3 separate regions of the Homo sapiens genome follow, and all the other regions are linked to region 1. A link is a contact called in ENCODE Hi-C or POLR2A ChIA-PET data. All regions are on one chromosome and are shown on one strand. The core of a region is the stretch at or near the end of the contact, and the rest is flanking DNA. Distances in the headings are between cores, read along the strand shown. Region 1 holds the start of MYEOV (myeloma overexpressed). Region 2 holds the start of C11orf24 (chromosome 11 open reading frame 24). Region 3 holds the start of CTTN (cortactin).

Region 1 (4,390 bases), core at 1-2,500:
AGACCTATCGGGAGAGCTGGGGTGTATGTGACGCAGATTCTGAGGGCCATGAGCCGAGGGAAGGAGCCAGACGCTGTCCTAAGTGCCAGGGGAAGTTGTTAGAGGTGTTAAGCGTGGCATGACGTGGCTGGATTTAGGGTCTGAGATGAACTTTCCTGCTCCTGAATGGACTCTGAGGAGAAGGAAGATACTACCATCCGTAATCCACCCCGGGAAGGCACTGACCTCCTTGACCATGGGGAGGATGAGAGGCCGCCGCTCTGTGCCTGGGTCCCCATGGCCTCTAGGGTCCCTTCACGTTTTCACCTCATGATCCTGGAAGCTGGGACCTGCCCAAATCCACCGGGTGGCCCCAGCCTCCCCATCTCTGGGGCAGGGGGTGGGCAGCCTTCTCCTCCTGGTTTATAGCCACAGATGACTCCAGGCACAGTGGTCCTCAACCGCCTCTAGGGACCATGGGGACGGCTGCCCTCTGTGTGTGACGGTGGCTGGGCAGAAGCCAGCTGGGCTGTCGTGGGTAGGGCCTGGAGGCCTCTGGCTGTATGGTGGTCTAGCTTTGGCACCACCTTGGGGGGCTCCGGGTAGGAGGTGTCCACCAGAGGGGACCTGGGCAGCTCAGCAGAGGCTTGGTCACTCCCGAGCCGTCTGTGGGTCCCACTGGTCTGTACCCTCAACCCCACTGACCTGCACTGGTCATGCCCAGCTCTCACAGGATGATGGCCCCAGCCTTGTAATGAGTCACCTGCTGCCCTCCTGCCCCTCCAGCTGGTCCCCCACCCAGCAGCCACAGGGCTTTCCTTAAAACATAAGAAAGACCCTGCTTCTTACCTGCTCAGATCCCACCAAGAACCGGCCACCTCACTCCAGATAAACTCCAGACTCTTCACTGAGCCCAAAGGCAACGAGCAGAAGTGTCCAGAAATCACACAGAGCTCAGCAGGTGGTGAGGCACCTGGACCCGAGTCACCCAGCAGCTGAACAGGCCATCCCTGAGGCCATGCACGCCCCGGCCCTGCAGGTGTGACGGCCGAGGCTTCCACGACGGGGGGTGAGTGGGAGCTAATATGGCTGGTGAAAGCACTGGGTTCAGTGGGGATGGCATCTCCCGCCCTCTGTCCAAGGTGGGGAAAAAGTCAGCTTCAGGTGAGGGAGACCCTGGACGCCTGGCTTTGGGCTGATTCCCCACTCACTTGGCCTCTCCCAAGCATACTTTCCTGCTTTGTAGGGATGTGGGTTCGCGGGACAGTAACAGGAGAATCAAGGCAAGAACTCAGAGGGGGATAGCCAAGGTAGGCGGAGCTGCCTGGTGGGTGGGACTAACCCAGGTGGGTGGGGCTGCTTGTGAGTGGGGCTAGCCCAGGTGGGTGGGGCTGCCTGGTGGGCAGGGCTTTCTTCCCCGTCAACATTTCCCTCTCTCGGTTAAGGCCAGGGCAGAGCCCACACATGGGTGTGCCCAACCTTAAGGCCTGCCCTGGGTGAGTTAAGACTCCCCAGCTCACCTAGGTCCTACCTGAGGGGAACCTACACGGCCAACCTCCTCAAGGATCCTGAAGCCACCCAGAAGACAGTGGGGCTAGGGTGCCATTCATTCATTCATTTATTCATTCACCTATTCATTTATTTACTCGCTTCACCACCCTTTCCTGGGTAATATTAAGAATAACAGTGGGCCTAGGAATATAGAACATTCTTAGGGGTTTCTTGCAGGCCAGGCACCCTAAGAAAAAGTTATGTAACCCACGTGGCCTCGCTGTGAGGGGGACGACTGCTGTCCTCACTTAATAGATGAGGAGCTGAGCCATGGAGGCCTCACAGCTGGGCAGCTGGGGGTGGACCCCATAGACTGGAGGGGGATGGGCAGGGGCAAGGAGTTCTGCTGGCCCCAGGCCTCTTGTACACATCTTGGGAAGTACTAAAAATGAGTACTTGCTCAAGTCCCTCTCTTCATTGAGCACAGGGAGCTCTTGGCCCTTCCCTCCTCCTCCCTTTACCCTCACCGCCCAATTCCACACGGGTGTACTGAGCACTTGCTAAGGGCCAAGACCAGCACTAGGTGGAGCACACAGTAGGAACCCAAGGCAGCCCTCCCTGCCCAGCTCTCCAGGACACTGTCGTCAATGCCAGCGGGAAGCATAGAGAGGCCAGGGAAAGACGGGCAGTCAGGAGGAAGGAGCCAGCGGAGGGGAGAGAGGGCCGGCAGCTCAGTGCACCTGGACCGTGGTGGATGCTGGACTATGACCAGAGACAGGGCTGCAGCCCAGAGCTAGCCCCAGACCCACAGGGCCTCAGGGGGCTTCACAGGCTTTGTCAGGGGTTTGGACTTTCTCCCGAGGGCTGGGGACCCTGCAAGTTGCAGAAACTGGGCTATATTTGGCATTTTAGAAGCCTCCCCCAGCTGTAGTGGAGGGGAATTGGAGGGAGTGGGAGAGGAGGTTCCCATTCTCACTCAGGTGGGAGATGGTGGTGGGATGGAGGGTGACCCTGATTGATAGGACTCAGGGACAAATTAAAGGTGAGGGCCAGGGAGAGGGTTATCCAGACAGCTCCCAGGAAGATGGCAGTGGGATGGAGGGTGACCCTGATGGGACTCAGGGACAAATTAAAGGTGAGGGCCAGGGAGAGGGTTATCCAGACAGCTCCCAGGAAGATGGTGACACCAGTGAGGTGGGGAGATAGGATGGCATTTGGTTCCCACTGAGCTGGAGATGCCTGTACAAAGCTTCTAAGATACCCAAGGCAGAATCTGCAGCTCCTGCAAAGACAAGAGCTCTGCTCTGCCTCCAGGGAATCAGGGGAGGTCTCCCCAGTGCCCTACTGGGACCTCCAGAGACCCTATGCGAGCCTCCCCCAACCCAACCACCAGCCCATCAGCGCCACCTACCGGCTGCTCAGGGCAGGCACTCAGCAACTTGCTGAGGGCAGATCCTGATGTGTCCCCGTTTTACAGATGAGGAAACTGAGGCCAGGAGACAAGATGACGCCTGTTTGAGGTTACGTAGAGGTGGAGGTGGCATAAGACCTCAGTTCTTCCTGGCAGATCCTCTCCAAAGAGCCCCGTCTGAGAGCAGATGGAAGGAGGTGGTGTCAGGAGATACCTTATCTTACTTTTGTCTGCTGTCAGCATTCCAACAACCCTAGATTATTTTGGCACCCCGCAGTGTCACTCAGTCTCACCATAGCCTCACTCTAATTATCAAAGCTCATCTTTTGGGCTGATATCTGCTTCTGGGACTCCCAGTAGCCCACCTGGGTCCTGCTGGGGAGGACTGTAGAAATCTGACTGCCCCAGGTTGATTTTCTCCCTCTGTCTTCAACATTCAGATTGCCAGCCCACCTGTTAAATCATGATGAGTTGGTGATGGTGATGGTGATGGTGATGATAGTGATGATGGTGATAATGATGGCGTTGATGATGGTGATGATAATGGTGATGATGGTGGTGATGGTGATGGTGATGATGGTAAGGATGATAATGGTGATGATGATGGTGGTGATGATGGTGATGACGGTGATGGTGATGATGGTGGTGATAATGATGGTGATGACGGTGATGGTGATGAAAGTGGTGATGATGGTGGTGATGATGGTGAGGATGATAATGGTGATGATGGTGGTGGTGGTGATAGTGATGATGATGATGGTGAACATGGTGAGGATGATAATGGTGATGATGGTGGTGGTGATGATGGTGATGATGGTGGTTATGATGATGGTGATCATGATGGTGAAGATGATAATGATGATGATGGTGGTGGTAATGATGGTGATGATGGTGGTCTGATGATAATGTTGGTGATGATGGTGATGATGGTGGTGATGATGATGGTGATGGTGATGATGGTGGTGATAATGATGGTGATGGTGATGGTGATGATGGTGATGATGGTAATGATGATGATGGTGATGATGGTAATGGTGATGACGGTAATGATGATGATGCTGGTGATGATGATGATGATGGTGGTGATGATGATAATGGTGAGGATAACTTGTACTGAACATGCACCACATGTCAGTAGTTTTCCCACACTATTTCATTTAATCCTCATGACAACTTTATGGCTAGGACTACTGTTATCCCCATTTTACAGAGGAGGAAACTAAAGTGTACAGTGGCTCAGTCACATAGCAAGTTAGCAGTGGAACCTAGGGGCACCCAGGCAGTTGCACCAAGACCTGCTCCTAACATTACCCTATACTGCTTTTGGCTCAGCCTACAGAGCTGTCTTTGTGACCCCTTCTCTGACACTCCTCCTCTGAGCCAAAGGGCAGCTCCTCCCATCATCCATATCAGTCTGACTGCTCTTTCGCAGTAAGACACAATGAGGAAGCCAAAGACTCTAAAGGGAGGGGCACAGGGATGCCAGTTTCCCTCAGAGCACTGCCAAGG
Region 2 (4,079 bases), core at 1,579-4,078, 1.0 Mb after region 1:
CAGTGCCATTCCAGAGCCCTAACTTTCAAATGTCATATCTACAAGGTCTTACATTCAAATAACATTGTAAATTCAACAACAAAGAGACCAAGCTCCAAGTTTATTCAGCTATTTCTGCACAGAAGGCACCTGAAATGATCTGTGCCTGGAAACAAAAGGTAGAGGATGTAAGTGTATCATTCTCTATTTTATCCACAGCCCTCAGAAGCAGCTGGTCTGCCTGGCTTTACTCTCCATAACACTCCACAGAACAGTTTTGCAGTTCCCAGAGCTGTGCCTTCAATGGACACTAGGTTTCAGGTGACCAAAGATGCTATCAGAGAATATGACTTTCTCATAGGAGAGAATGAGTTTCCCGGTATGTTGGACCATCTCAGCCAGATATTTCTGTGTCAGAAACCCATCAGTAACACTCTAGACTGGAGATCAGCAAATAGATTCTGTAAAGGGCCAGAGAGTAAATATTTTAGGACTTGTGAGCCATATAGTCTCTACAACTAGTCGACTGTGCCCTTTTATCATCAGATAATACCTAATGAAGAGGCATGACTCTGTTCCAATAGAAATTTAAGAAAGCAGATGGGCTGGGCGCGGTGGCTCACGCCTGTAATCCCAACACTTTGGGAGTCCAAGGCGGGCGGATCACTAGGTCAGGAGATCAAGACCATCCTGGCTAACATGGTGAAACCCCGTCTCTACTAAAAATACAAAAAATTAGCTGGGCGTGGTGGCGGGCGCCTGTAGTCCCAGCTACTCGGGAGGCTGAGGCAGAAGAACGGCGTGAACCCGTGAGGCGGGGCTTACAGTGAGCCGAGATGGCGCCACTGCACTCCAGCCTGGGCGACAGAGCAAGACTCCGTGTCTAAAAAAAAAAAAAAAAAGCAAGCAGATGGAGGTCTAGCTGCCCAGCTGCTCTAGAGGAGAGGCTGTGTCTTATGTTTGTAATTTCAGCCCCAGCAGTAAAAATTGTCCCTATGTTGCCAAAGAGGAAATGAAAACAGAGTCACAGTCATTGATTTTTTTTTTTTTTTTTTTTTTTTTTTTTAGAAGGAGTCTCGCTCTGTCGCCCAGGCTGGAGTGCAGTGGTGAGATCTCGGCTCACTGAAGCCTCCCCCTCCCAAGTTCAAGCAATTTTCCTGTCTCAGACTCCCGAGTAGCTGGGAATACAGGCACACGCCACCACGCCTGGCTAATTTTTATATTTTTAGTAGAGACGGGTTTCACCATATCGGTCAGGCTGGTCTCAAACTCCTGACCTCAGGTGATCCGCCCGCCTTGGCCTCCCAAAATGTTGGGATTACAGGCGTGAGCCACCGCGCCCAGCCCAGTCATTGATTTTTGAAAAGGGCAGGCAAAGAACTAAAATCTGCCTGCCGATTGTATATTTTCACTTCTGGAGTGAGCCTCAATACTGTACTTCATGTTAGATCCGAACTAGTTGGAAAAATTAAAGCAAATACATAGTGAAAGGATCTGATCTTCACATGATCCAACCGGCGTTGGGTCTCAGCAAACCCAACTTTGCAGGTTAAATTCCACACATGAACTGTGGTTGAACTGGGGATGGTGGTGGTGACATCAAATCGCATTTCAGGTGCTCCCAGAGCTCGGAGTGGATGGTAGATCCTGTCTTTGCCCAATCTCAGCTTTCTGTGTCTCTTAGCTTCCTAGCCGAAGACCCCAAGGCAGGTTATAAAACTGGAAATAAAGTCTTGGTTTGCTCCTGTGAAATCATCCTTCGCAGACAGGTTTTGGTTTGGACCGGGGGATGCCTGAGGGTCTTATACAGACTGGGATTCAGTCACAGAACTACTAACTTGCAAAGCCTATTTCTTTCTTTCTTTTTTTTTTTTGGAGACAGAGTCTCGCTCTGTCGCCCAGGCTGGAGTGCAGTGGCACGATCTCTGCTCACTTCAACCTCCACCTCCCAGGTTCAAGCAATTCTCCTGCCTCAGCCTCCCGAGTAGCTGGGACTACAGGCGCACGCCACCACGCCCGGCTAATTTTTTGTATTTTAGTAGACACAGGGTTTCACCATGTTGCCCAGGCTGGTCTCGAACTCCTGAGCTCAGATAATCCGCCCGTCTCGGCCTCCCAAAGTGCTAGGATTACAGGCAAGAGCCACCGCGCCTGGCCTGCAAAGCCTATTTCTAACCAAAGTCAAGTCCCACACACTTGCCTCTAAATTGCGTTTTGCTCCTTTGTTATCCCAGGTTTTACAATTACAGAGCACTTGATGAGCCTGTTTCCACGTCTGTAAAATGAGGCGAAGTTCTTCACTGTGCTATTGCAGAATTAAGCCACTGGCTCTATAGGCAAAGTGCTTAGCACGGGCGTGGCACGCTGCGGGTGCACAGAAACGCTCGCTGCCACCCCACCCTTAACTACCGGGCACCCCAGCGCCCCGCCAGGGGCTGAAGAAACGTGGGAGGAAGCGGAGGAACGCGAAGGGCGTGTGCCCGCGAAAGGTCTCACGAGGCGTTTCGAGGTCGCCTCTTCAGGCTCGGCTGCCGACAAGGTGCCTCTGAGCTCACCCAGCCCAACCCGCGCACCCCGGGACCCCAAGACGGCAGCGGGCACAGCTGGGCAGCAGAGACCCGGGAACACCCACTTCCGCCACAGACCTGCTCAAAATAGCTCCTTCTGGCAGCGCGCAAGAAGTGGCCCGAGCCGGCCCCGGGGAGGCGGGGCCTGAGAGCAGACAACCCCCCCACTTCCGGCTCGCCTCCGTTCGCCACAGGCCCCGCCGCAGCCGCTCTTCGCCCCGGCCAGCAGGCCCGCCCCGCCCTCCGTGACGTCATTTCCGGCGTTTGGGCGGGGCCCGGGCAGGGCGCGCTGCCCGGAGCTGCCTGGGTTGCGCTGCCGGCCACGTCCCCGCGCCGGGCCTCAGGCTCCTTCCTACTGTCCGAGGGCCACCAGGCCGCCGGGGGCCTGCTGCGCCCGGGTAAGGGGCTCGCACTGCCGTCCGGGTAGCTGCTGTCAGGGCTCCCTGACTGGCTTGGGACTGAGAGACAGAGGTTGGGGGGCAGGAGGAGGGTTGGATGGGGGCACGAGGGGCAGTGGGAGAGTGAGTGGGGCTGAGAGAGGCAGGAGGAACGGGACAGGAGGAGCGGCGGATGGGGCACGCACAGAGTGCAAGACGCTGAGCAATGCAGGTACTGAAGAAGTCAACTGGGGGCCGAGCATGGCTGGGGGCCCAAGAGACAGGAGGAGGGAGGAGGGCCGAAGGGGGCCCAGACTGGAGAAGAGGCCGGCTTGTCCCATTGTGGGAGCAGAATGGGGACACTCTGGAAGGGGGCCGAATTTGTCCTGGGGTCTTTCCCGGGCAAGCCCAGGACGGGACTGGACCCCAAGAAGTGTCGCTCTTACTTGAGTGACACAGACCTATCCCCCAGACCCTCTCTCTACCTGGGTGGAGGTTGTGCATTGCCCCAGATTCCCTCCCCTGCCCATCTGTCTCCCTGCCTGCTTCCCCCGTGCGAGTCACTTAGTAGCCCCCGTGTGGCTGCTTAGCATGTTGACTTAATCGTTAGGCTGATAGGAGGAATCGGCCTCCACACGCATGGTTTGCCACCAGAAATAATCATCGTGCTTAGAAATCTGACTGTAATAACTTGCAGCTATCCCTCGCCCCAGGAAAATCTCTAACATTTCGATAAAATCAGCTAGGAAAATCTTTAAAATACAGATGTTTCCATTTATACAGTGGATCTGCCTAATGGACAAAGGAATGTCAGAGCTACCCACGTTCTTAGCAAAAACTAGGCCCTAGTATTTAGCTGTGTTACCAAAACTTCCAGAAACCTGGAAGCAAGCAAGGTAGTTAATGTAATATAATAAATGTCCAATGTTCTAGGTTCCCGTCTGCCACAGAGTCACATCCTTTGGACTACAGGACAATGTCTATATACACAAAGCCATAAGTCTGTGTTCCTTGGGCTTCTGCTACCAAAGTTCAGCCAGGTGACGTGTCAGGATTAGGTACCTGCAGTTTGCCCTGTATTTGTGTTTGCAGTTCCTACTCCTTGGTATCTGTAGCTTGCCTAACTTGGTGTGGGGGCCTGGCCATGTTGCGGCTG
Region 3 (4,187 bases), core at 1,329-3,828, 1.1 Mb before region 1:
TGCCCTTAGCCTCCCAAAGTGCTGAGATTACAGGTGTGAGCCACCGAGCCTGGCAGAAGAATGTTTTAAATGACAGGACAGAACCATCCGTCCACCATCAGCTTTCCATTAGCCTCAGCATCTATGGCAGAGCAGGAGGAGAAAGGAAACAGACACTTGCGTAGCCAAAATCACCATCACAGGCACACTCCCTACACCACACTTACTCAAGGGAAACCCCGCCCCCAACATTTACTCCGTTTACTCAAAGCAGTGCGTGAGCAGATGGGGTGGGCCTGGGCCACAGTGAAAGCCAAGCCTGCTCCTGGAGCACAGTCCCCTGCTCTTGGCTGGCCCAGGCCATGGGAATACTGCAACACAAGGCAGCAACCAGCGCTCACAGCAATTCACACTCTCAGGACACCTTTTCTGAGCACCTACTGCGTGGCACAGACTGAAGATCTGAATTGCCGATTATGTGTGCTGTCATTTTAAAAGTGTTTTAAAAACAAGTCCATCAAAATGCTACAATTAAAAGTCAGCTTTAGCTGGGCCTGCAGTCCCAGCTACTTGGGAGGCTGAGGTGGGAGGATCGCTTAAGGCCAGCAGTTCAAGGTTGCAGTGTGCTAGATGGCACCTGTGAAGAGCCTCTGCACTCCAGCCTGGGTGACAGGGTCTCGCTCTGTCACCCAGGCTGGAGTACAGTGGTGCGATCGAGCTCAATGCAGCCTCCAACTCCTGGGCTTGAGATCCTCTGCCTCAGCGCCCCAAGTAGCTAGGACAACAGGTGCAAGCCAACATGCCCAGCGAATTTCTTTTTTTGTAGACACAAGGTCTCCCTGTGTTGCCCAGGCTAGTCTGGAACTCCTGGCCTCAAACGATCCTCTCACCTTGACCTCCCAAAGTGCAGGGATTACAGGTGTGAGCCACCGCACCCCTGCCCCAGGTCAAAAGAAATTTCTTTTCAGTAAGATATAGCAGAAGGTTAGCTTCTAGTTCTAGGGGACCTAATATCAAAACAACCCTGCCTCCCCAACTTTTTATTGAGTCCCACTTAAAAGACTCTTCCTTGTTCCTTGAGTATCTGGCGAATACTTCTCTAACCAGAGGAGAAACAGGACTGACTCAGTGCTCTGGAGCCAGTGACTCACCCACACGGTCAAACACGTGAATGGAGACAGGGGCAGGCGGCCAGCCCCTCCTGCGCCACGGCCTTGGGCCCGGCCGGGCTTGAGGGCTGGATCATGCCTGAAGGACCTAGTGGGTGAAGTCCCCCCGACAGAGCCTGCGCAGCCAAGTCAACACTGAGCCCAAAGGGAGCGCATGGGATTCCAGGGAGCGCTCACCGGATGCCTCCGGAGCTTCCTTCAGCAGAAAATGAATTCCTCCCCAAGGGGCCCCAAACGTCCACAGATTCCAGCGGGAGGAAGCCCTGTCCCTTCTCACCCAAGGCCTTCCAGCTTCAGGGATCAGGCATCCCTTAGACTATCCAGGTGATGGAAACGTAACAGAAAGCCCCAAAGCACCGTTCTGGTGATTTTAAACACACCCCGAAGGAGGGACGGTTCCAAATTTAGAGCCTCACGACTAGCTGCAGCCGCGCCTCGCTGCCTCCACTGACCTGATTGCAAAACCTCCGCTCAGGTGCAGGCCGGGCGGATCCCCAGCTGCTCCGCCACGTCCCACAGCGAGCCCCTCAAAGTCGCGCACCCCAACCGCCTTGACCCCGCGGACCCCATCCCTTTTCCCTGCGCCTGGATCCCTTCCCCTGGAGCCCCAATCCCCTCCCCTCGGACCCTATACCTTTCCTCCGAGCCCCGACCCCTTCCCCTCGAACCCCAATTCCCTTCCCTCGGACCCCATCCCAGTAGCTCTGCGCCTGGACCCCTTCCCGTCAGACCCCAATCTCCTCCCCTCGGACCTCATCCCTTTCCCTCTGCACCCAGACACCTCCCTCTCAGACCCCTCGCCCTTTCCTTGAGACCCCCCACACCCACCTTCCTTGGCCCCTCGAACCCCGGCCCCCTCCGCTCAGACCCCCGAACCCCACAGGCCCAGCCCCTCTCCCTCGGGCCCTAATACCCTCCCCCTCGGAGCCCATCCCCCTCTCCTATTCCCTCGGACCCAAGACCCCTCCCAGCCTGGCCCCTCTCCTGCCCTGGAGCCCCCCGGCGCCCAGGGACCCTCCCCTCAGAGCTGATACCCCAATTTGGCCCCTTTCTAACCTTCCTCCGCGGACCCCAGCCCCAAGCCCTCCGTGCCCCCTTGCCCCCTGCCCGGCCTCCTTGGGCCCAGACCCGTCCTCGTGGCCCTCGCGGACCCCCGGCCCTCGCCCTGCCCCGCCCCAGGCCGGGAAAGCCTCGCCACTCTGCCCCGGCCCCCGAAACCGCAAGCGGAAGAGCGGTGAGACCGCTGCGGCCGCCGCTTCCTTCCCCTTTCGCGGCCAGGCGACGCCACAGGAGGGAAGAAGCAGAGCCCGGCCTGCACCCCGGGCGGACGCCGCGCTCGCTCACCGCCGCCTGGGGTCGGTCCGGCCCGGGTCGGCCCTGGATTCCGCCGCGCCAGCCGCTCCCAGGCACCAGGCTCTACTTCCGGTTCCGAGGGCGGGGGCGGGGCCGCATCCGGGTCCCCGCGCGACCCCGCCCCCTGCCCCGCCTCCTCCCGCGTCTTGGCCCGCAAGAGTCCCGGGGGTCCGCCCGCAGCTGGCTAAGCGCTAGCCCGGCCTGTGGCGAGTCTGCAGAGCTCGCCCGGAAGTAGCGTTGCGCGCGCAGAGGATGGGCGCTGAGCAGCACACAGCCCGCGGCGGGGTCTCAGGATCCGCGGCGCTGCCCGGGGCCGGGGGAAGGAAGCCAGCCGAGGAGACGCACGTGCCCTGAGTCCGGGAGCGGGGAGCCTCTTCATCTCTCCATCCTCCCTCCGCGCGCGCCCTCAGCCGTCCTCGTCCGCTCACCATGCACCTCCCCTCCAAGAAAGGGCCACATGCGTGCCAGGGACGCGAGCCCCGGCCACAGGGACATAGCAGCCTAGAAGGTGAGTCAAGCGTTAAACCACATGGGTACTCACCTGGGAAATGAGATAAATGCCAAGAAGTGAGAGTTTCATAACATCGTATTGGGGAGACGGTAGGACCTGAACCCCTGGGAGACCAGAGGTTTCTTTGGGCGATTCACATGTTAGCCAAGATGTGAAGGCCCTATAAGAGTAAACAAGGTAAGGAGGGAAGAATTTTCCAGGCAGGCCAACAGCAGGTTCCAACAGCAGGGCCAACAGAGGTCCCAAGGCAGGAACGGTCTTGCAGCAGGGGAACTGGAGGAGGCTCAGCTCAGCATGGTAGAGGGCTAGTGGTGCAGCGGAGCTGTGGTGTGAGAGGGGCCAGGTCATGCAGAGGCCGATAGAGCACAGCGAAGACCTCGGTCTTTATTCTGGGAGACACGGGAAGTCCTCGGAGGAAGTTAAGCTGATAAGAGACATCATGAAGTTTGGGCCAGGCGCAGTGGCCCACGCCTGTAATCATAACACTTTGGGAGGCTGACATGGGAGGATCGCCTAAGGCCAGGAGTTCGAGACCAGCCTGGTCAGCATAGTGAGACCCTCGCCCCCGCCCGCCATCGCTAAATAAATAAATAAGACATAATGAAGTTTGAATTGTAATGAGATCACTCTGGCTGCTGTGTGGAAGATGGATGGGAGAAGGGCCAGGTAGAGCCTAATGTAGCCAATTCGGGCAGACCGCTGGTGGCAGGTAAGATGGGGAGAAGTGGATAGATGCAAGAGGCATTTAGAAAGCTAAACTGTCAGATGTGAGGATGAATTGGAAGTGCGGGTGGCGGAAGGAAATGTCAGGTGTTGACCATTTTTTTAAAGGTAAAATCATGACCTTCATACACATATAAAATGAACACGTCAAATATTTTATTTAACTCGATAATGAATACATCATAAGTTGTTACAAATTGTTTAAAGAATTTGGCCAGATGCAGTGCCTCGCGCCTGTAATCCCAACACTTTGGGAGGCCAAGGCAGGAGGATTGCTGGAGGTCAGGAATTTGAGACCAGCCTGGGCAGCATGGCAAGACCCTGTCTCTACCAAAAAAAAAAAATTTTTTTTAAGAAAAAAATTAGCCAGGCATGGTGACGTTTACCTGTGGTCCCAGCTATTCTGGAGGCTGAGGCAAAAGGACCGCTCCGGCACGGGCAACAGAAACCCT

The links. Hi-C counts contacts between places; a loop is a spot of excess contacts on that map. ChIA-PET counts read pairs that join two places held with the same protein, here RNA polymerase II (POLR2A). Pooled maps may share reads with other maps.
Region 2: a map with no recorded cell type shows a loop between it and region 1 (14-fold over the local background). The contact joins the promoter of C11orf24 here to the promoter of MYEOV in region 1. A Hi-C loop is called at or near these places in 5 of 37 single-sample maps with no recorded cell type and 7 of 50 pooled maps. POLR2A ChIA-PET finds 5 or more read pairs at or near these places in 1 of 52 experiments (H1).
Region 3: a map of HepG2 shows a loop between it and region 1 (18-fold over the local background). The contact joins the promoter of CTTN here to the promoter of MYEOV in region 1. A Hi-C loop is called at or near these places in 1 of 168 maps with a recorded cell type or tissue (HepG2), 4 of 37 single-sample maps with no recorded cell type and 5 of 50 pooled maps.

What each region holds. Positions count from the first base shown.
Region 1 is chr11:69,291,015-69,295,404 of GRCh38, reverse strand. It overlaps MYEOV (myeloma overexpressed), which reads right to left and starts at 1,250. Exons shown (of 3, transcript NM_001293291.2): 1 at 829-1,250; 2 at 1-172. The coding sequence starts at 50. RefSeq lists an enhancer at 2,128-2,679.
Region 2 is chr11:68,270,722-68,274,800 of GRCh38, reverse strand. It overlaps C11orf24 (chromosome 11 open reading frame 24), which reads left to right and starts at 2,828. Exons shown (of 4, transcript NM_022338.4): 1 at 2,828-2,944. It overlaps LOC105369363 (a long non-coding RNA gene), which reads right to left and starts at 2,699. Exons shown (of 3, transcript XR_950248.3): 1 at 2,625-2,699. RefSeq lists silencers at 692-751, 2,631-3,030 and an enhancer at 1,865-2,719.
Region 3 is chr11:70,396,920-70,401,106 of GRCh38, reverse strand. It overlaps CTTN (cortactin), which reads right to left and starts at 2,578. Exons shown (of 18, transcript NM_005231.4): 1 at 2,493-2,578. CTTN-DT (CTTN divergent transcript) reads left to right here and starts at 2,645. Exons shown (of 3, transcript NR_186321.1): 1 at 2,645-3,009. RefSeq lists enhancers at 70-364, 3,213-3,282 and silencers at 1,652-1,721, 2,303-2,812, 2,913-2,962, 4,060-4,187.